5 separate regions of the Homo sapiens genome follow, and all the other regions are linked to region 1. Evidence: read pairs that join two places in POLR2A ChIA-PET (ENCODE). Cell type or tissue: GM12878. All regions are shown on one strand. Region 1 overlaps SCIMP (SLP adaptor and CSK interacting membrane protein). Region 2 overlaps RABEP1 (rabaptin, RAB GTPase binding effector protein 1). Region 3 overlaps RABEP1 (rabaptin, RAB GTPase binding effector protein 1). Region 4 overlaps NUP88 (nucleoporin 88). Region 5 overlaps RABEP1 (rabaptin, RAB GTPase binding effector protein 1).

Region 1 (4,000 bases):
TGTATTTTTTTAGTAGAGACGGGGTTTCACCGTGTTAGCCAGGATAGTCTCGATCTCCTGACCTCGTGATCTGCCTGCCTCGGCCTCCCAAAGTGCTGGGATTACAGGCGTGAGCCACTGCACCAGGCCAGTTTTTTTGTTTGTTTGTTTGTTTGTTTGTTTGTTTGTTTTTTGAGACAGAGGCTTGCTCTGTCGCCCAGGCTGGAGTGCAGTGGCGCGATCTTGGCTCACTGCAACCTCTGCCTCCCAAGCAATTCTCCTGCCTCAGCCTCCTGAGTAGCTGGGATTAAAGGTGTGTGCCACCTCGCCTGGCTAATTTTTATATTTTTAGTAGAGACGGGGTTTCATCATGTTGGCCAAGCTAGTCTCGAACTCCTGACCTTGTGATCTACCTGCCTCGGCCTCCCAAAGTGCTAGGATTATAGGTGCAAGCCACCATGCCCAGCCAGTTGTTTTTAATCACAAGGACAAGTCAGACTTAATGCATAGCAGGGGAGAGAAATTTTGAGAGCTTTTGTTTGAGTTGAGGGTTAGAAAAATAGCTGGATGGGTCTCTTTGAGTGAGTTATGGTCAGAAGGGTGAAGCTGAAGATACAGGGCAAACTGAGTTGATCTGCATGAGAGAGTTAACAGGCATTTGGGGGCTGGAAGCTGACAGACCAGAGACCGGGAAAGTCTCGGAAAAGGTTAGCAGCAGAGTGAGAGGTCAAGAAGAGAGCACAAGTCAGATCCTGGTTAGGAAGCTCCCATAGTGGCAAATGACCAAGGCGTTTCTAGGACAGTAATGCCTCATGTCCAGCCTTAAATTGCTACCTAGGTTATGCTGTGGTGTCGCCTTTTGTTACCATCAAACCTCCAATAAAACTGCATAACACGGCCAGGTGCGGTGGCTCACGCCTGTAATCCCAGCACTTTGGGAGGCTGAGGAGGGCAGATCACTTCAGGTCAGGAGTTCAAGACCAGCCTGGCCAACATGGCGAAACCCTGTCTCTACTAAAAATACAAAAATTAGCTGGGTGTGGTGGCACATGCCTGTAGTCCCAGCTACTCAGGAGGCTGAGGCGGGAGAATTGCTTAAAGCCAGGAAGCAGAGGTGGCAGTAAGCCGAGATCACGCCACTACATTCCAGCCTGGACAACAGAGCAAGACTCCATCTCAAAACAAAAGCAAAGGCTGGGTGCAGTGGCTCACGCCTGTAATCTCATAACTTTGGGTGGCTGAGGCAGGCGGATCACATGAGGTCAGGAGTTCGAAACCAGCTTGGCCATCATGGTGAAACCCCTTCTCTACTAAAAATACAAAAAATTAGCTGGGCATGGTGGTGCACGCCTGTAATCCCAGCTACTTGAGAGACTGAGGCAAGAGAATTGCTTGAACCTGGGAGTCAGAGGTTGCGGTGAGCCGAGGTTGTGCCATTGCACTCCAGCCTGGGCAACAAGAGCGAGATTCCATCTGAAAAAAAAAAAAAAACACCGATCTCAAAGAGGGAGTTGTGAGAACCCCAACTTGAAGCTGGTTGCTCTCAAGTTCCAGAGGCCCGGACTTGCGACTGACGTCTGGGGAGTTGGGGGCAGCAGTCTTGGGAACTGAGCTGTGAGATCTGATACTATCTCTGGGTCTATAGTGCTGGCATTGAATTGGAGAACACCCAGCTGGTGTTCACTGCTTGGTGTGTGGCGGAAAAACCCTCACACATTTGGTCACAGAAGCCCTTTTCTGTGTTGGTGATTGTTGTGCTGGTGTGAGAACAGAGGAAAAACACCGCTTGCAGAGTTTTTCCTGAAACAATACTCTTTAGAGCGATAGAAATAAATACCACGACCTGCGCATTCAAAGCTGTTGTATCTGGATTGTGACTGCGTGGAAGGTCGAGGCGGGAAGACAGGGGCTGTTGCTTTTCGTTATAAACTCTGCATTACTTGATTTTTGCACTACGTACATTTACTTTGATAACACTGGAAAGAATAAATTGGCCATGTAGTGTAGCTTCCAAAAAAAACTATTGCTTGGGTTTCAAGGTCAAGGAAATTTCATTCTCATCAGTTTCTTGGGAAAGAGGAAGTGGAATGATGTTGTCAGAAAGTGAAACCATGGGTCATTTTCAGAACTACTCAGAGTAATAAATATTTTTTGTCAGTTTTGTTCTTACAAGTGAAATGGACCGCAGAGAGGCACTTTTTCTTTTCTTTTTTCTTTCTTTCTTTTTTTTTTTTTTGAGATGAAGTCTCGCTCTTGTACCCCAGGCTGGAGTGCGATGGCGTGATCTCGGCTCACTGCACCCTCCACCTCTCCAGTTCAAGCGATTCTTCTGCCTCAGCCTCTCCAGTAGCTGCGATTACAGGTGTGTGCCACCATGCCCGGCTAATTTTTTTTGTATTTTTAGTAGAGATGGGGTTTCACCATGTTGGCCAGGCTGGTCTCGAACTCCTGACCTCAGGTGATCCGCCTGCCTCAGCCTCCCAAAGTGCTGGGATTACAGGCATGAGCCACCACGCCCGGCCGACACATTTTTAATAGAACCAAGGAGAGCTTGCTTTTTGAGAGAGGGCAGCTGAGAGAGGGGGCCTAAGAGAATCACATCCTAGTTCCAGTAGGATGTCCTCTAGGCCACCAGGCTGGTTTAATGGCCAAGGTGCTTCCAGAGAGAGGAAGCCCTGGGGAAGGATGATAGAGAGTACAGAAAACAGGGAGTACACAATGGCTGCATGACCGAGTTCAGGCCCTGGGAAGGTATGAAAGCTGGATCCTACCTGTGCTGGCAGACCTGGAGTTGTTGCCACAGAGGGCCGATAAGATTGTGAGTACAGGACTACTGAGGGCTACTGAAGGATCGCAAAGAAGTGTTTGCACTGGCCGAGTGCAGTAGCTCATGCTTGTAATCCTAGCACTTCAGGAGGCCAAGGCAGGCGGATCACTTGAGTCCAGGAGTTCATGATCAGCTTGGGCAACATAGCAAGACCCTGTCTCTATATACACACACACACAACACACACACACACACACACACACACACACACTCTTACACTTAGCCAGGTGTGGCGGCATGTGCCTATAGTCACAGCTACTCAGGAGGTTAAGCTCCTCCTCAGCTACTCAGGGGGTTTCACCATGTTGGCCAGGGTGGTCTTGAACTCCTAATCTCAAGTGATCCGCATGCCTCGGCCTCCCAAAGTTCTGGGATTACAGGCGTGAGCCACCCTGCCCACCCAGAATGAACTTTCAAAAGGGAACAAGGATTAGAGAAGGGAGTGACACTGAATAGAACCAGAGAGAAGGGGCTTGGGGGCAGGAAGTTGAGAGCTCACACCTAAGTTTCCATTTCCTCTGAGGTGGGAGGCAAAGTCAACAGTGTGGGGGTTGAGGTGGGAGGGGTCCGGCTTGAGCAGAGCAGTGCAATAGCACGCACCAACTCCTCCACCTTCCAGCCCAGTCCCCATCCCCCATTCCCATGGCGCTTTCTTCACAATTTTAGTTGGTGGAGCCTCTCTCGTGAGGCCATCCTTTCTCCTTGCCTACCGCATCCCAAGAAGAACTCAGCTACGTGAAGGGATGTCACTACCCCCTGCAATATGTATATGTGAAATATGTTGGGCGCGGTGGCTCATGCCTGTAATCCCAGCACTTTGGGAGGCCGAGGCAGGCAGATCATGAGGTCAGGAGTTCAAGACCAGCCTGGCCAACATGGTGAAACCCCGTCTCTACTAAAATACAAAAATTAGCCAGGCATGGTGGTGTGCACCTGTAATCTCAGCTACTTGGGAGGCTGAGGCAGGAGAATTGCTTGACACTGGGAGGCGGAGGTTGTGGTGAGCCGAGATCACGCCACTGCACTCCAGCCTGGGCAACAGAGCTAGACTCCTTCTCCAAACAAAATTTTAAAAATGAAAAATAAGTTGGGCATGGTGGCACGCGCCTGTGGCCCCAGCTACATGGGAGGTTGAAGTGGGAGGATTGTTGGAGCCCAGGAAGTTGAGGCTGTAGTGAGCTGCAGTCACGCCAC
Region 2 (4,000 bases), 150 kb after region 1:
ATCAAAAGTATAAAAATAAATACTCAGCTCCATTTCCATTCCCTGTCCTTTTCACCCCATTTCCACTCACTCTTATACGTAATTATTTTAATTTATTTTTGGCTTATCCTTCTGTTTTTCTCTTTACAAAAACAAGCAAATATATACATATTCTTTTTTCCCTTCTTTCATATCCAGAAGGTGGTGGGATACTAAGATTTTGTTGTAAATGGGTGACAGTGATCATAAAGCACAGTGGATTCTAGTCTGAAGACAATAAGAGCCAGTGGGCTTTAGCCAGAGCATATGCATGGCCGTGACTGCCTGTCTTAGGCCTGTTTGTCCTTCAGAATGCAGCTCAGTCATCGCCTCCTCTGGGAAGTGTTCTTTAACCCTCTTCCCAATTTCCTGCCCCAAATTAGGTACCCCTTTGTCCTTTTATCACTGCAGTACCCAATCTCTGTCATAGCAGTTTATGGTATTGTAGAGTAGTTTTTGGTTTACTTGTCTTTCTCCTCTATTGGACCATGAGCTTCTCCAGGGCAAAGTCTTTGTCTTTTATCTCTGTATTTCCTGTGGGCAGCAAAACACGTGGCATAGAGTAGTAGCTGCACAATAAACATCGTATGAGAGCATCATCTACATGTATGTGTGCCCTTAAGGTAAGTGACTTTAGTACTACAGATTAGCAGGAGTCACGTGCTTTTGTAGAGCTTTATCTGATACTCGGATTTGGTGGATAACTTTTATATTGATACAAATAATATGAAATACCTAAAATTGTTTTACACATCAACAAGCAGAAGTGGGAGTGTGTCCCATTTTAAGAATAAGCTTCTCTGGCTGGGTGCGGTGGCTCACGCCTGTAATCCCAGTACTTTGGGAGGCTGAGGTGGGCGGATCACGAGGTCAGGAGATTGAGACCAGCCTGGCCAACATAGTGAAACCCTGCCTCTACTAAAAATACAAAAAAATGAGCTGGGCGTGGTGGTGCGTGCCTGTAGTCCCAGCTACTTGGGAGGCTGAGGCAGGAGAATCACTTGAACCGGGACTCGGGAGGTGGAGGTTGCAGTGAGCCGAGATCACACCACTGCATTCCAGCCTGGGCTACAGAGCGAGACTGTCTCAAAAGAAAAAAAAGAATAAGCTTCTCAAGTGCTCTGTGATTCCTGAGCTTAGATGCTCTTGATGACTTCCAGTATCTGGGCCTGCTGGGCCATTCACAGTGATTCCGAGCCTAAACAGAGGTATACATAATAGGAAATGAAGACACTACTCTGTTTCTCCCTCCTTTCTGTCCAGTGCACGCCATGGGGAAATGGGAGTTGTCTTAGAGTACATGCTCTGTCTGATATAGGTCTTGATGGTGTCAGCCACTTCCATTGAACTAGAGATCCTGGTCCTTCTGTAGTACAGGGATATGGAGGGAAAATATTAATTTTTTTTTTTTTTTGAGATGGAGTCTTGCTCTGTGGCCCAGGATGGGCGCAACGGTGCAATCTCGGCTCACTGCAACCTCCGCCTCCTGGGTTCAAGCGATTCTCCGGCCTCAGCCTCCCTCCCTAGTTGCTGGGATTACAGGCACCCCGCTGTACCCAGCTAACTTTCTGCATTTTAGTAGAGACAGGGTTTCACTGTTTTGCCCAGGCTGGTCTCAAACTCCTGAGCTCAGGCAATCCACCCACCTCAGCCTCCCAAAGTGTTGGGATTACAGGCGTGAGCCACCACACCCAACCAAAAGATAGAATTTTTAAGCGGTTTGTAGAAACAGTGGAGAATGAGCCTCAGATACTTGCTTCATTGCCTGTCCCTTGTTGAATATATGCTGTAAACCAGAAAATCTCTGTGCAGCTTTTTCTAAGTCTAGCAGAACTTCACCATACCCCGTCCATCCTCAGCACTCCTTTAGTTTGGACTTGTTTTTCTCTGGTGTAGCTATCACCAGACCGGATCTACCTTTCTGGCTGTGATTAGTATCTACTTCTATTTTAGGCGGTGCTGATGCAGTCACGGGAACAGGTTTCAGAAGAGCTGGTGAGGTTACAGAAAGATAATGACAGTCTCCAGGGAAAGCACAGCCTGCATGTGTCATTACAGCAAGCAGAAGACTTCATCCTCCCAGACACTACAGAGGTAACTTACTTTCCACATGATCAAAAATGTCAACAAGTACGTTTTCTGAAATGGCCGTATGTTCTTTATGTAAACAGTTTTATTCAGATATAATTCACGTGCCAATTCAACCATTTAAAATGTACCATTCAGTGGTTTTTGCTGTACTCACAGATGTGTGCAACCATCATCACAATCAATTTTAGAACATTTTCATCACCTCAAGTAGTAACTCCCTGTGACCCGACTACACCAGCTAAACACACACACACACACACACACACACACACACACACACACACACGAAAAAGTAACACTTCGCCCTTTAGCTACCATCCTTATTCCCCCTCCTCCCCTAGCCTTAAGCAACTACTAACCTTTCTGCCTCTATAGATTTCCCTATTCTGGACTTTCCTATGAATAGAATCATACGATATGTGGTCTTTTGTGTCCATGTTCTTTCACGTAGCCTTAATGTTTTGAAGATCTATGTTATTTTTGTCGGCCCAGATTGAGAGTGTGCCAGAAATTAAATGTTTGAAGGGGTTACCATGCTGGCTGCTTATGACGTTTGTTTTTGTATCTAGTACTTGAAAAGTTATAACACACTCACCATCATGCTGTCCATAAAGATGACACTTTTGTTTCTTTTTGAGACAGATAATATCTGTCACCCAGGCTGGAGTGCAATGGCATCATCTCTGCTCACTGCAACCTCCGCCTCACAGGTTTAAACGATTCTCCTGCCTCAGCCTCCCCAGTAGCTGGGATTACAAGCGCCTGCCACCATGCCCAGCTAATTTTTTGCATTTATAGTATAGATGGGGTTTCACCATGTTTGCCAGGCTGGTCTTGAGCTCCTGACCTCACGTGAGCCACCATGCCCAGCCAAAGATGGCACTTTTGGTCACTTACATTCTTCTGTGGTTGGGTAAACCTGGGCTACAAAACTGGTTTCCCAGAGACATTCATAATTCTCTCCTTAACTTTATCCAAGCTTAATTTTTAATTTTTATTTTTTGAGACACAGTTTCATTCTGTCCCCTAGGCTGGAGTGCAGTGGTGTGATCTTGGCTCACTGCAACCTCCGCCTCCTGGGTTCAAGTGATTCTCCTGCCTCAGCCTCCCGAGTAGCTGGGATTACAGGCGTGCGCCAGCACGCTGGGCTAATTTGTTTCTGTATTTTTATTTTTTTTATTATTTTTTATTTTATTTTTATTTTTTGAGATGGAGTCTTGCTCTGTCACCCAGGCTGGAGTGCAGTGGCGCAACCTAGGCTTACTGCAACCTCTGTCTCCCAGGTTCAAGTGATTCTCCTGCCTCAGCTTCCTGAGTACTGGGACAACAGGCGCGTGCCACTGTGCCTGGCAAATTTTTTAAAATATTTTTTAGTAGAGATGGGGTTTCACCACATTGGCTAGGCTGGTCTCCAACTCCTGACCTCGTGATCCGCCCGCCTTGGCCTCCCAAAGTGCGGGGATTACAGGCATCAGCCACCGCACCTGGCCTTTTTTTGTATTTTTAGTAGAGATGCGGTTTCGCCATGTTGGCCAGGCTGGTCTCGAACTCCTGATCTCAGGTGATTAGCCTGCTTCGGCCTCCCAAAGTGCTGGGATTGCAGGCATGAGACACCGTGCCTGTCCTATCCAATCTTTATACCTGTTTCTTTTTTTTTTTTTTTTTCCTTTTTAAGGAAATCTTAGTAAGTAGAAGTTTCCCCTAATTATACCCTACAGATTCAATCTCTATAATTTGGACCTCATTCTTTTTTCCTATATATGTATTAACATGACTGTTATTTTTTATGTTTATTTCATCATTTACAAAAAACCAGTTGCCTATCTTGCCATTAGCTCTTTGCTGTCTCCCACCTTTCCCCAACTTCTTATCGTCTCAGCTCATGTTACAG
Region 3 (4,000 bases), 71 kb after region 1:
TTGCCATGAGCTGAGATCATGCCACTGCACTCCAGCCTGGGCAACAGAGGAAGATTCCGTCTCAAAAAAAAAAAAAAAGTTATTTTTAATGGTATGTAACAATAGTATTCTAATGTATGGATTCCATAATAGGTTTAATTAACCCTCTTAGTAAGTATTGTTTTTATTTTTTTCTATTTCAAAGGACACTGCGGCAAACATCCTGATACATGTGTCTCTAAATATTTAGCCAAATACTTCCCTCTGCTAAATCCCTGTTCTGTCAAAGTTTACATACATTTAAAATTTGATACTTTTGATACATTTAAGTTTTTATATGTTCTTTTGTGTCATTAGGAATAACTGTCTGAGACCAACTGGAAAGCCAACCCCTAGTAGCTTCAAAAGTGAAGGGTTCAGTTTTTCTGTGTGTTACACGTTCACAAGTAGAGCATTCTAAATTTGGTTCAGCTGCTCAAGGATGTCAAAGATCTGAGTTTCTTCAGTTTTCTGCTTTCTTCCTCTGTGGGCCTGTTTGCCACATCATTATTTTTTGTAGATTTAGTTCTGATTTCTTTTTGGGACTATTTATTCCTTTAAATCTTCTACTGTTTTCTTAGTTACATTTGTTGGGTTCTCTACTTCAGGCACATGGATCATCCTTATATTGGATAGTCTGTTTCTCATAGCTGTTTCCTCTCTAATTCCTTTACTTTTCTTTAAAATTCACTGAGATTATCTCAGGTCTTTTTGATGTGTTTAACAAAACGGATTGCATTAATGGATTTCTGGATGTTTGTTTTTGCGCACTTCAGATGAACTCAACTTGGTTGTGATGGATTGTTATTGTAGTATGTAGCTAGATCTGATTTGCTAAGGTTCGAGAATTTTTGCGATTATATTCATAAGTGAGATTGGCTTGTAGTTTTCCATTTTGGTACTGCATTGGGTTTTGGTATCTTTTTTTTGTTTGTTTAAGGCAGAGTTTCATTCTTGTTGCCCAGGCTGGAGTGCAATGGTGCTATCTCAGCTCACCACAACCTCCGCCTCCAAAGTTCAAGTGATTCTCCTGCCTCAGCCTCCCAAGTAGCTGGGATTACAAGCATGTGCCACCACACCCGGCTAATTTTGTATTTTTAGTAGACTGGGTTTCTACATGTTGATGAGGCCGGTCTCAAACTCCCAACCTCAGGTAATCCACCCGCCTTGGCCTCCCAAAGTGCTGGGATTACAGGTGTGAGCCACCGTGCCCAGCCTGGTTTTGGTATCTTGATTATACTAGCTTGGTAAAACGGGAAACATTTCATTTTTTTCTATGTTGAGGACAGTTTAAGTAGTATAGAAAATATTCTCTGAACATTTGATAGAATTTATGTTCTCTTTCAAGATTCATCTTAACTTGTATAGCTATTGCATAATTTATTTTGTCAATTTTATTTTCTTTTTGTTTTTGGTTGGGGTGGGCAAGGTCTCACTCTGTAGCTCCAGCTGGAGTGCAGTGGTACAGTCATGGCTCACGGTAGCCTTGACCCCGTGGGGTCAGTTGATCCTCAACCTTCTGAGCAGCTGGGACTACAGGTGTGCACCACCACATCTGGCTAATTTTTTATTTTTTGTAGAGAAGAGGTTTCACCATGTTGCTCAGACTGGTCTCGAACTCTTGGCTCAAATGATCTGCCTGCCTCAGCTTCCATGAGTGCTGGGATTACAGGCGTGAGCCACTGTGCCCAGCTTTTTGTTAGTTTTCTATTGTTAGATATTGACTTTTTCCGAATGTTTTGGAATTTTAACTGATACTGCAGTCAATATTCTTGCAATTATGTCTTTATACATATCTATGATTATTTCCTTAGGATAAATTCTTGGTGGTGAAATTGTATAATGACCTTTAGTTGAGAACCACTGGTTTATGACAAAATGCTTTAGGATACCCCCTTTACCATTCTGATATAAAATTGTACACAAGACTTTTTTAAAAACCCCAAAACCTAACAGCATAATGCCTTTATTGTAAAGGAAAATAATTTGTAATTAATACAGATTGCTTACAGATTTCAACGTATAAATGAACAGTGTGACTGCATAAAAGAAGAACATCCCTAGGAGGTGGTATTACACCGTTTACAACTTCTGCTCATGTGACTCATGAATCTCCTCTATTAAACACCTGTAATCATGGGGAAATCCAGCTAGGCCTTGGAACCAGGCAGGTCAGTGTTTGAATCCAGCTCTGCTACTTACTAGCTGTATATCAATAGGTTAGCTTAATCTTAGAATGTTTCTGCATCTGTAACTGGGGTGATAATGCCTATTTTATGGTTTGGTTTGAAAATTTAATGAGCCAGTGTATAAAATAACTTGCCTGATACTCCATGAAGAGCTATTTGTGAATTATTTAATCCTTACTACAAAGCTAGAAGATAGTCCTATTATTAGTCCCCCTTGTTACAGATGGAGAGAAGGAACCAGCTTAGTGGGAGGGCTGGGATTCAAACCCTAGTTTAATTCCAGAGCCTGTGCTCTCAGCTGTTATGCTCTATGGCTTCTCATATAATAGTTGATAAATAGGCAATGGATACTTGATTGTTAGCTCAATTACACATTTCATTTTCTGTAGCTTTAATCAAGAGTTTCCTCCCAAGTGTTAACATCAGCGTTCTTTCCTTAAGACTTCTCTTTCCTCTTGGTTCTTGTGTTCCCTTCCTGAGACATACAGTTAATCTCCTTCATCCACATGTAGGCAGATAGCTATTTATTAAAAATTCTGTTCCCTCTCTGTGTATGACCTTGCTATTTCGGAAAAGCCCATAAATAATGCAGCCAACTTTCCTTGTAAATAAAATATAACCCTGTGTTTTTATTATTTATTTAGAAGAACTTTTCTTCTGATAAGTAACCCCCACTGTAGAGTTTATAGCTAATGTGTAGCCTTTTTATAACCCAAGTGTAGGGAGATAAGGAATTACATCTACATTTTAAAATTTTCTATGTTACAATCAAGGGAAGAGTATATATAGGGAATTTGATTCGTTTTACGGTATAATTAAATATGGTTCTAAGAGGTGTTTTTTGTTGCATTAGGCTTTTTTCTTGTAAATGATAGAAATCTTAAGACTATTCTAAACCAATTACTGTTTATATTAGAGGAACTGGTAATAACCAGAGATTATGATATTCTTTATGAATAGTTCTCCACTCTGAATTGTGTGTGTATGTGCATAATGCCTCGTTATATCTTCATATGGAGCTTCTTAAACACTTAAAAATATTAGTATGTAGAGTCACCACCTTCCATGTGTCATGATTCTTAATGTATGGCCAGTCTCACGTATAACTCCCACCTCCTCCAGGATTTTTTTTTTTTTTTTTGAGACGGAGTCTCGCTCTGTCGCCCAGGCTGGAGTGCAGTAGCGAGATCTCAGCTCACTGTAACCTCCGCCTCCCGGGTTCATGCCTTTCTCCTGCCTCAGCCTTCTGAGTAGCTGGGACTACAGGCGTCCGCCACCACGCCCGGCTAATTTTTTGTATTTTTAGTAGAGATGGGGTTTCACCGTGTTAGCCAGGATGGTCTCGATCTCCTGACCTCGTGATCCGCCCGCCTCAGCCTCTCAAAGTGCTGGGATTACAGGCGTGAGCCACTGTGCCCGGCCTCCTCCAGGATTTTAAACTAGGAATCTGTGATTTTATTTGGAAATATTTCAGTGTATGTGTAAACGTACCACAATGCTATTATAACACCTAAAACCAGTTAACAGTAACACCAAATATCCATTCTGTGTTCACATATTCCCCAGTTGTCGTGCGCACTTGTGTGTGTGTGGAGGGGGTGTGGTGGGAGGAAGTTTCAGCCTACCACACTGATACCCAAACTGTCTCATTTTTGGCCAGTGTGTGGCCTCTTTACATTGACTCCTAAATCTTTTTATATAACCTTAACAGACAAGATGTTCCAGGCTTATCTTGTACACTTCCTGCCCTGGACCTGGAATTGGTCCTTTTTCCTAAGGATCCCTAGTTCCTT
Region 4 (4,000 bases), 180 kb after region 1:
TAAACTAAAACAAAATACAGAGATAAGGTATATATTAAAGCTGATAAAATGGCAACAATAACCCATAAAACCCCTAAATTAAATTTTCCTTTAATCTAACAGTCTCACTTTGTGGTTAGTGACTTTATCATAAATTAATATTCTAAAGCTGATATATTATTTTTCTGTCTTATATATTGAGGTTCCATAAAACATCTTAGAAAACAGCATTCTGCTATAAAAAGTTTAAAAAACCCTCATCTATGGGAATCATCTGTTTGCATAATTAAAATATTGAAAATTTTCTTTTCATTTGCGTATGTTTTAAGACTTAAGGCTCAAATCATCTCATTAAATCTAACATTGTTAAAATGGCTTTTCAAAACCTGTAGTGCTAACATCAACAGAAAAGTCTTAACACTGGGGTGTAAAACAAATTGATTACTAAAAAGAGCCAACATTTACTTAACAGGAAATTTGTTAGATACCACCCTATGCTATACTGTAGCCATTTCACTTTGTCACTAAGAAATCTGGTGTGCCTCAGTGATTATAATATGCCTTGTTCAGCACAATTAGGAACAAGTCAAAAATTTCTTAGTTTCACATATGAAAATGTTACTCTCATTAGAAGAACCAAGAAAAGGCTGGGCATGGTGGTTTATGCCTAAAATCCCAGCACTGTGGGAGGCCAAGGTGGACAGATAAGGAGTTCGAGACCAGCCTGACCAACATGGTGAAACCCCATCTGTACTAAAAATACAAAAATTAGCCAGGCCTGGTGGCGCATGACTATAATCCCAGCTATTTGGGAGGCTGAGGCAGGAGAATCGCTTGAACCCAGGGGGCGGAGGTTGAAGTGAGCCAAGATCGTGCCATTGCACTCCAGCTTGGGCAACAGGAGCAAAACTCCATCTCAAAAAAAAAAACAAAAAACAAAATACAAAAAACAAAACCCAAGAACAAAACGTCCACGTCTACACTTAAGATTTCCCAAAGATATACGTATCTATATGAGGAAACCAATTAGTTTATGTCACTTTACTTCATTTGGTCTGTTTCCTCATCTATAAAATTCTTAGACAATATAAATCTCAAAATACCTTAATTAGACAAACCCAATGTACACTCTTTGCTGGTTTGTTATGTAAGGAATTCTGCCCCCTTAAATGTTTTGCCTATACTTTAGTACAGAGTTGAGGCCGTTATTACCAGAACTAGGCAAACTGGCTAACAAGAACTGTAAGGAGAGTAGGTCAAACTGCTACAAGATTGAAATCCTCCTATGTTGCAGTGAATGACACGATTTCATTCTTTTTTAAAGCCAAATAGGGCTGGGCATGGTGGTTCACACCTGTGGACCAGCACTTTGAGAGGCTGAGGCAGAAGGATCACTGGAGCTCAGGACTTTCAGCTTGGACGACATGGCAAAATCCCGTATCTACCAAAAATACAAAAATTAGGCGTGGTGGTGCACACCTGTAGTCCCAGCTACTCCAGAGGCTGAGGTGAGAGGATTGCTTGAGCCTGGGAGGCAAAGCAGTGAGCCAAGATCACGCCACTGTACTCCAGCCTAGATGACACAGTGAGATCATATCACACACACACACACAAAAGCCAAATGGTATTCCACTGTGTATACAATGCCACATTTTAAAAATCCATTTGGGGCCAGGTGCGCGGTGGCTCACATCTGTTATCCCAGTACTTCTGGAAGGCCGAGGCAGGTGGACTGCTTGAGGCCAGGAGTTTGAGACCAGCCTGGCCAACATGGTGAAATCCCACCTCTACTAAAAATACAAAAATTGCCAGGCGTAGTGGCTCACGCCTGGAATCCCAGCACTTTGTGAGGTCGAGGTGGGCGGATCACAAGGTCAGGAGTTCGATACCAGCCTGGCCAATATGGTGAGACCCCCGTCTCTACTAAAAATACAAAAATTAGCAGGGCGTGGTGGCACATGCCTGTAGTCCCAGCTACTAGGGAGGCTGAGGCAGAAGAATTGCTTGAACCCAGGAGGCGGAGGTTGCAGTGAGCTGAGATGGTGCCACTGCACTTCAGCCTGGGCAACAGAGCGAGACTCCATCTCAAAATAAATGAATAAATGAAATAAAAATATAAAAATTAGCCAGGCATGGTGGTGGGTACCTGCAATCCAGCTACTTGGGAGGCTGAGGCAAAATAATCGCTTGAACCTGGGAGATGGAGGTTGCAGTGAGTCGAGATTGCGCCATTAGACTCCAGCCTGGGTGACAGAGCCAGACACCATCTCAACAACAACAACAACAACAACAAAATCCATTTGGTCTGTCGATGGACACAGGTTGATTCAGCATCTTAGCTGTTGTGAATAACACTGCAATGGGCATGGGAGTGTAGGTATCCCTTCAACCTATTATTTCCTTTCCTTTTGACATACCCAGTAGTGGAACTACTGAATAACATGGTAGTTCTACTTTTGAAAGGACCAGGAAAAATTCACTATTAGGAATCTGGTGATCTGGACCAAAGACCACTATTTTAAAACTTGGGAAATTTGCTCAGTCTGCCTTAGACAAAAAGTGTACTATAGTGACTAAAAAGCTAAAAAAAACCCAGTCAACTTTTTAAAGGCTGGAACCACAGAACAAATACATTACATAGGAACAGTCTATGATAGTCTTAGTATAAAAATCATGGGAAAAAAGCACTACATTTATTGAAGAGCTTACCTCTATGAAGTTTGACTGGACAAGAAAAGTCAGAATCAAAAGGGTCATCCTCTCCAGATGCCAGTTTCAAAGCAAGCTCCAACTCAACACATTCAAACACATACAGAGAAGGAATGAGGTCAATCCTGGAATCCCAGGACTTTTCTGACTGTAAAAAAAAGTGTTGTAATTTTGATCTTGCATGTTAATTTGAAAATGTACACAATTAAAAACAGGCAAAAAGCTGGGTCAGGGCCGGGTGCGGCTGTTCTTGCCTGTAATCCCAGCACTTTGGGAGGCCGAGGCAGGTGGATCATCTGAGGTCAGGAGTTCGAGACCAGCCTGGCCAACATACTGAAACCCTGTCTCTACTAAAAGTACAAGAAATCAGCCGGGCGTGGTGGTGGGTGCCTGTAATCCCAGCTACTGGGGAGGCTGACGCAAGAGAATCGCTTGAACTCAGGAGGCAGAGGTTGCAGTGAGCCGAGATCACACCATTGCACTCCAGCCTGGGCACCAAGAGCGAAACTCTGTCTCCAAAAAATAATAATAAAAAATAAATAAAAAAATTGAAAAAAAAGCTGGGTCAAACAGTACTTTCAAATTCTTAATTCCACCTCTATCCTAACAGTGCACTGTTATTCTGAAGACAAAACGTCTCTCTTCCTTTAGGAAGATGTTTGTGAAAAAAGCCAATTCAGTGATTCCAAGGCTCTTTGTATCTGTCCCTGAAGATTGCAATATAGAGACCAGAAAGTAACATGCAGACTGGTGGACCAAGTAAGTTGGGCAACCTTCTAACTTCTTTCCACTTAGACTGCTAAGTGTGCTTCAGCTACTTTTTTAACTGTTTAATTTCCAAAATATCAGAAGTTCCATAAGTAAGTTAAAATTCCTTCTCATATATTAAGCATTCATATTGGGTCAGGAACTATGCCAGGTGTTGAAGATACAAACAACCACAGCAGCCTGCACTTACCGTGTGGTCATCTTCTTCTTCCCCTTCTAGCACGACACAGTGATACAGCATTCCTGATTCAGTAGCGATCACTAAGATATTGGGGACACAGGGTAAGCAGAGTACAGCACACGCATCATAACCATAGTTATCTTCAGCCGCAGGATGCATGGGCAATGGACCCAACAGCTTTCCAATATTTCCAGGGCTAAAGAAGGAGTAAAAACATATTTGGGAAATGTTGACAGTATGCATGCTCATCCCATAAAACCATTCTTTGACTTTGTTTTCCTCCAGCTATCATACCTTCATTATAAATGTAGTGTATTCCCAATACTCCATCTTCTCGCTTTCCCACTCAGATCCCACCACTCT
Region 5 (4,000 bases), 160 kb after region 1:
AAAAAGTCTGTCTTTGGATTGCACTCCTCTCCCGAGCTACCACTCTTTCTTCCTCCCTCTGTTGCCACAGTCTTGATCATCATCACTGCCTGACTTCCCAGGCATCCCTCCACCTGCTGCAGTCTGCCTCCTGCCTCCACTTTGCTACTGATATTGCACCAGCAGAAATTACCAGCGCTCGAAATAACATCTCATCCTTTCCATTCTAGCTGCCACTCTTTGAGTTCAGACTTCACTCTCACCTGGCTTATTGTAACAGCCTAACTTTCCCTGCCTCCAAAATTTGTCCCTAAATCATCTCCATATTGAAATCAAGGTGATATTTAAACATTAGAAACTTGTTCGCGTCCCAGTCTAGTGGAAAGCCCTCCCGTAGTTCCCTTTATTTTACAGGATCAAGTCCATATCCTTAGCCCAGCCAGAGCTCTCCTGCCTCACACCTCTCTGCCTCAGTGCCTGTGGCTCCCAACGTGCTGTGCTGTAGGCCAGCCGAACATGCCACTGTTGCTGCATGTGTTTTTAGTGCGTGCCATCCATTCCCTCTTATTGGAGTATCTCTCCATCTTCTCCCCTTGTCACCCTTGTCTTTGCCCTGTAAAAATGTAGGAGTCAAATGTCATCTCCTCTAGGAAGTCCTTTGTAACTTTTCTGGCAGAATTAAATGCTTCTTTCTTCATCCTTTACATGTCTGTTTACCCTGATTTCTCCATTTTGAGGCCTTAGAATATAGTAGGCACCTAATAATGGTTAATGAAAGAATAGTTCAGGAAGAATACAGAGGGGATCCACAGAGCTGAAAGGGTGAGAGGAGTATTCCCAGTGTAGCCCGAGTGTCTTGGTGTAATTCTCCAGGCTCTAGGCTCTTTTAGGTAGTGCACTGGGGCCCAGAGGGAGTTTCTGTGAGTTTCAGCTTTTTCCTTTTTCACAGTTGGAGTCCACATTAAGAGAGAAGTCTCAACAGCTTGAGAGTCTTCAGGAAATAAAGATCAGTTTGGAAGAGCAGTTAAAGAAAGAGACTGCTGCTAAGGTAGTGTTTTCATTAGTCATTTAATTTTAAAAAGCAGGGCTAAGAATGCAGGATCACATCTTGCTTGTTGAAAAAAAAATATTGGTGCTTTGAAGTGTCACCTTTTAAAAAGTTGGCAAAACTGACAGCTTGTGAAAAGAAAAAACTTAAACGAATTGATCTATTCCAGCTGGGTTAAATCTTTTCTGCCAGGTCTGGAGGCCTGCGTCATAGGCTAGCTTCAGATAGTAGGCAGTCAGGGCCATTGACCAAGCCTGGGCACTGCCCAGTTAGAAGCACTGCTTTGAAAATGTCATTCCATTTGACTGATGTATCAAATCCTAAGAGAGATTGCATCAAACCAGGTTTGCTGCCTAAATTTTGATGAGTTCCGTTAGAATAAACGTGCATGTTGTGGGGGTAGTTTCCTAGAAATGGTCTTAGTGAGCTGAGTGGTCAGACCTGAAAGTGCAGACAGTGTTGCTGAACTGCTTGTTTTTGGAAAGGCTCCCACACATCCTGCTGGTTTTCTGTAAGAGAGACTGGGGATAGCTGGGGCGTATTCACTAAGTTTCCTGGTGGATGCTTGACTGTGGAGGTTGTCAGAGGAAGTCCTGTATGTATCCCTGTTGGTGTGACAGACACCGATCTTAGCAGCTGTTTTGGTGATTATCGTCACTGTCACCAGCTGCTGGGGGTGGGGGAGGGCAGCACTTTAATCCATTTCTTCCTTTGGCTTTTCATACCCAGTTCATCTCAGGACTTAGAGCAAGTAGTCTAGATGGCCTGCACGCTTGCCCTATAGATAAAGAGATTGGTCGTGTATAGGAGTGCGACGGATATCCACCCACCTTTCTGCCCTAGTAGTAGGTAACTACAAGTTACTGGATTTCCTAAGTAATTCGGCCCTTTGGCATTAATCTTCATTCAAAACTTGTATTTTTTAGGCTACCGTTGAACAACTAATGTTTGAAGAGAAGAATAAAGCTCAGAGATTACAGACAGAATTAGATGTCAGTGAGCAAGTCCAGAGGGATTTTGTAAAGCTTTCACAGACCCTTCAGGTGAGGCATTTGGGGAACCACATACAGAGCACGAAGGCAGTTTTGGGGGACAGAACCTTGCCGATCCCTGACTTGACCACTGGCAGTAGCTAGAGGTTTAGAGACTGGCTGCTCCTACCTCCACCCCAAATGTCTGACTCATCATTCAAGCCAGAAACCTGGTGTGTTCTTCACACTTGGCCCATTTTTCTTTTTCTGTATGCCTTGCCAATTTTGCCTCCTTATGAGTAAAGTACTGACTCCTTAGCATACCATGTAAGACTCTTCCCAACCAGGCCCACCCCTGTATTTTGCTCATCTCTCTGCCTTGTTTTACATGTTTAACTGCTTGTGGTTCCTCGCCCACAGCGTGGTGTTCTGTCTGGTAAGCATCCTCATCTCATCCCCTCCTGACTCCTTTCTTTCAAGGCTCAGCGTAGGTCTGTCCCCTCTGTGGAGCTCTTCTAGGTCCCTGAGCTGGGCTAAAGTGCCCCTCCCTCTGCCATGCTCCCTCGGGCACTCTATGAATGCCTGTAATGACACAATGACATTTAGAATATTGTGCTAAAACTAAGTTTTTTTCCCAATGGAACTTCGGATTTTTTTTTTTTTTTGGAGACGGAGTCATGCTCTGTTGCCCAGGCTAGAGTGCAGTGGTGTGATCTTGGCTCACTGCAGCCTGTGCCTCCTGGATTCCAGCGATTCTCCTGCCTCATCCTCCTGGGTAGCTGGGATTACAAGTACACACCACCAAGCCCAGCTAATTTTTGTATTTTTAGTAGAGACAGGGTTTCACCATGTTGGTCAGGCTGGTCTCAAACTCCTGACCTCAGGTGATCCACCTGCCTCAGCCTCCCAAATTGCTGGGATTACAGGCGTGAGCCACCGTGCCCGGACTGGAACTGTGGATTCTTCAGGATTGGGAGTCAGGTCTCATTTGTCTCCATAATCCCAACACATTACACTTTAAAATCCTAGTCTGGGCCAGGCATGGTGGCTCACGCCTATAATCCCAGCAGTATGGGAGGCTGACATGGATGGATTACCTGAGGTCAGGAGTTTGAGACCAGATTGACCAACAATATGGTGAAACCCCGTCTCTACTTAAAATACAAAAATTAGCCGGGCATGGTGGCGTGTGCTTATAATCCCAGCTACTTGGGAGGCTGAGACAGGAGAATTGCTTGAACCCGGGAAGTGGAGGTTGCAGTGAGCCAAGATCATGCCACTGCACTCCAGCCTGGGTGACGGAGCAATACTCCATCTGGAGGAAAAGAAAAAGCAAGCAAGCCAGGTGTGATGGCAGGCACCTGTAATCTCAGCTACTCGGGAGGCTGAGACAGGAGAATCACTTGAACCCGGGAGGTGGAGACTACAGTGAGCCGAGATCACACCATTGCACTCTGGCCTGGGCTGGCCTGGATGATGAGCAAAACTCTCCCCCCCAAAAAAAAATCCCAGTCCGTTACACGGTAGCTTTGGGGAATTATTTTTAAAATTTTTAATTGTTCTTGCTGTCTCCCTTTGAAGTGACTAGTACTCTGGTGAGTTAATCTGCTACATCTCAGCTAAACCAGTCAAAGTTCAGAAAATCTAGGCAGGAGCCACCTGTAGTTATCTCACCATTGTTTCTCCAGGTGCAGTTAGAGCGGATCCGGCAAGCTGACTCCTTGGAGAGAATCCGGGCAATTCTGAATGATACTAAACTGACAGACATTAACCAGCTTCCTGAGACATGACACCCTCATGGCAGGATTCTAGCCTGCACTTTGGGTTTTTAACTCATCTTTAGAGCAACAGTAATTATTATTTAACTCTTAACTGAAGAAAGAGAAGTCACAACAAAAGGAAGACTGGAGAAATGCTTACTTCTAGAGGGAGAAGACTGTGCGGCACAGGAAACAGCAAACAGTGGGGTGATCTGCAGCCCAGAGACCTTCAAATGCGAACA

What was found. Peaks named below come from ENCODE experiments on the same cell type or tissue, not always from the same donor. Only the 100,000 strongest peaks of a DNase experiment are listed, where the experiment ranks them.
Region 2: POLR2A ChIA-PET joins it to region 1 with 5 read pairs; 1 of 35 experiments calls an interaction of 5 or more read pairs at or near these places.
Region 3: POLR2A ChIA-PET joins it to region 1 with 7 read pairs; 8 of 35 experiments call an interaction of 5 or more read pairs at or near these places.
Region 4: POLR2A ChIA-PET joins it to region 1 with 6 read pairs; 5 of 35 experiments call an interaction of 5 or more read pairs at or near these places.
Region 5: POLR2A ChIA-PET joins it to region 1 with 6 read pairs; 2 of 35 experiments call an interaction of 5 or more read pairs at or near these places.

The regions. Positions count from the first base shown.
Region 1 is chr17:5,224,308-5,228,307 of GRCh38, forward strand. The region is part of intron 1 of SCIMP (SLP adaptor and CSK interacting membrane protein); the gene reads right to left. The region is part of intron 5 of ZNF594-DT (ZNF594 divergent transcript); the gene reads left to right. Among named protein-coding and RNA genes, the nearest start is that of SCIMP, 8.6 kb to the right of the region's middle. RefSeq lists a silencer at 1,794-1,994. In GM12878, no CTCF peak of the experiment used is centred here; DNase peaks (open chromatin) are centred at 1,634, 2,054 and 3,344; H3K4me3 peaks cover 1,488 bases; H3K27ac peaks cover 4,000 bases.
Region 2 is chr17:5,371,343-5,375,342 of GRCh38, forward strand. It overlaps RABEP1 (rabaptin, RAB GTPase binding effector protein 1), which reads left to right. Exons shown (of 18, transcript NM_004703.6): 13 at 1,972-2,112. Among named protein-coding and RNA genes, the nearest start is that of NUP88, 46 kb to the right of the region's middle. In GM12878, no CTCF peak of the experiment used is centred here; a DNase peak (open chromatin) is centred at 2,019.
Region 3 is chr17:5,295,326-5,299,325 of GRCh38, forward strand. All of the region lies in intron 1 of RABEP1 (rabaptin, RAB GTPase binding effector protein 1), which reads left to right. Among named protein-coding and RNA genes, the nearest start is that of RABEP1, 15 kb to the left of the region's middle. In GM12878, a CTCF peak has its summit at 2,096; no DNase peak of the experiment used is centred here; H3K27ac peaks cover 207 bases.
Region 4 is chr17:5,401,411-5,405,410 of GRCh38, forward strand. NUP88 (nucleoporin 88) reads right to left here. Exons shown (of 17, transcript NM_002532.6): 6 at 3,647-3,833; 7 at 2,689-2,836. Among named protein-coding and RNA genes, the nearest start is that of NUP88, 16 kb to the right of the region's middle. In GM12878, no CTCF peak of the experiment used is centred here; no DNase peak of the experiment used is centred here.
Region 5 is chr17:5,379,436-5,383,435 of GRCh38, forward strand. It overlaps RABEP1 (rabaptin, RAB GTPase binding effector protein 1), which reads left to right. Exons shown (of 18, transcript NM_004703.6): 16 at 929-1,027; 17 at 1,954-2,070; 18 at 3,687-4,000. The coding sequence ends at 3,788. Among named protein-coding and RNA genes, the nearest start is that of NUP88, 38 kb to the right of the region's middle. In GM12878, no CTCF peak of the experiment used is centred here; no DNase peak of the experiment used is centred here.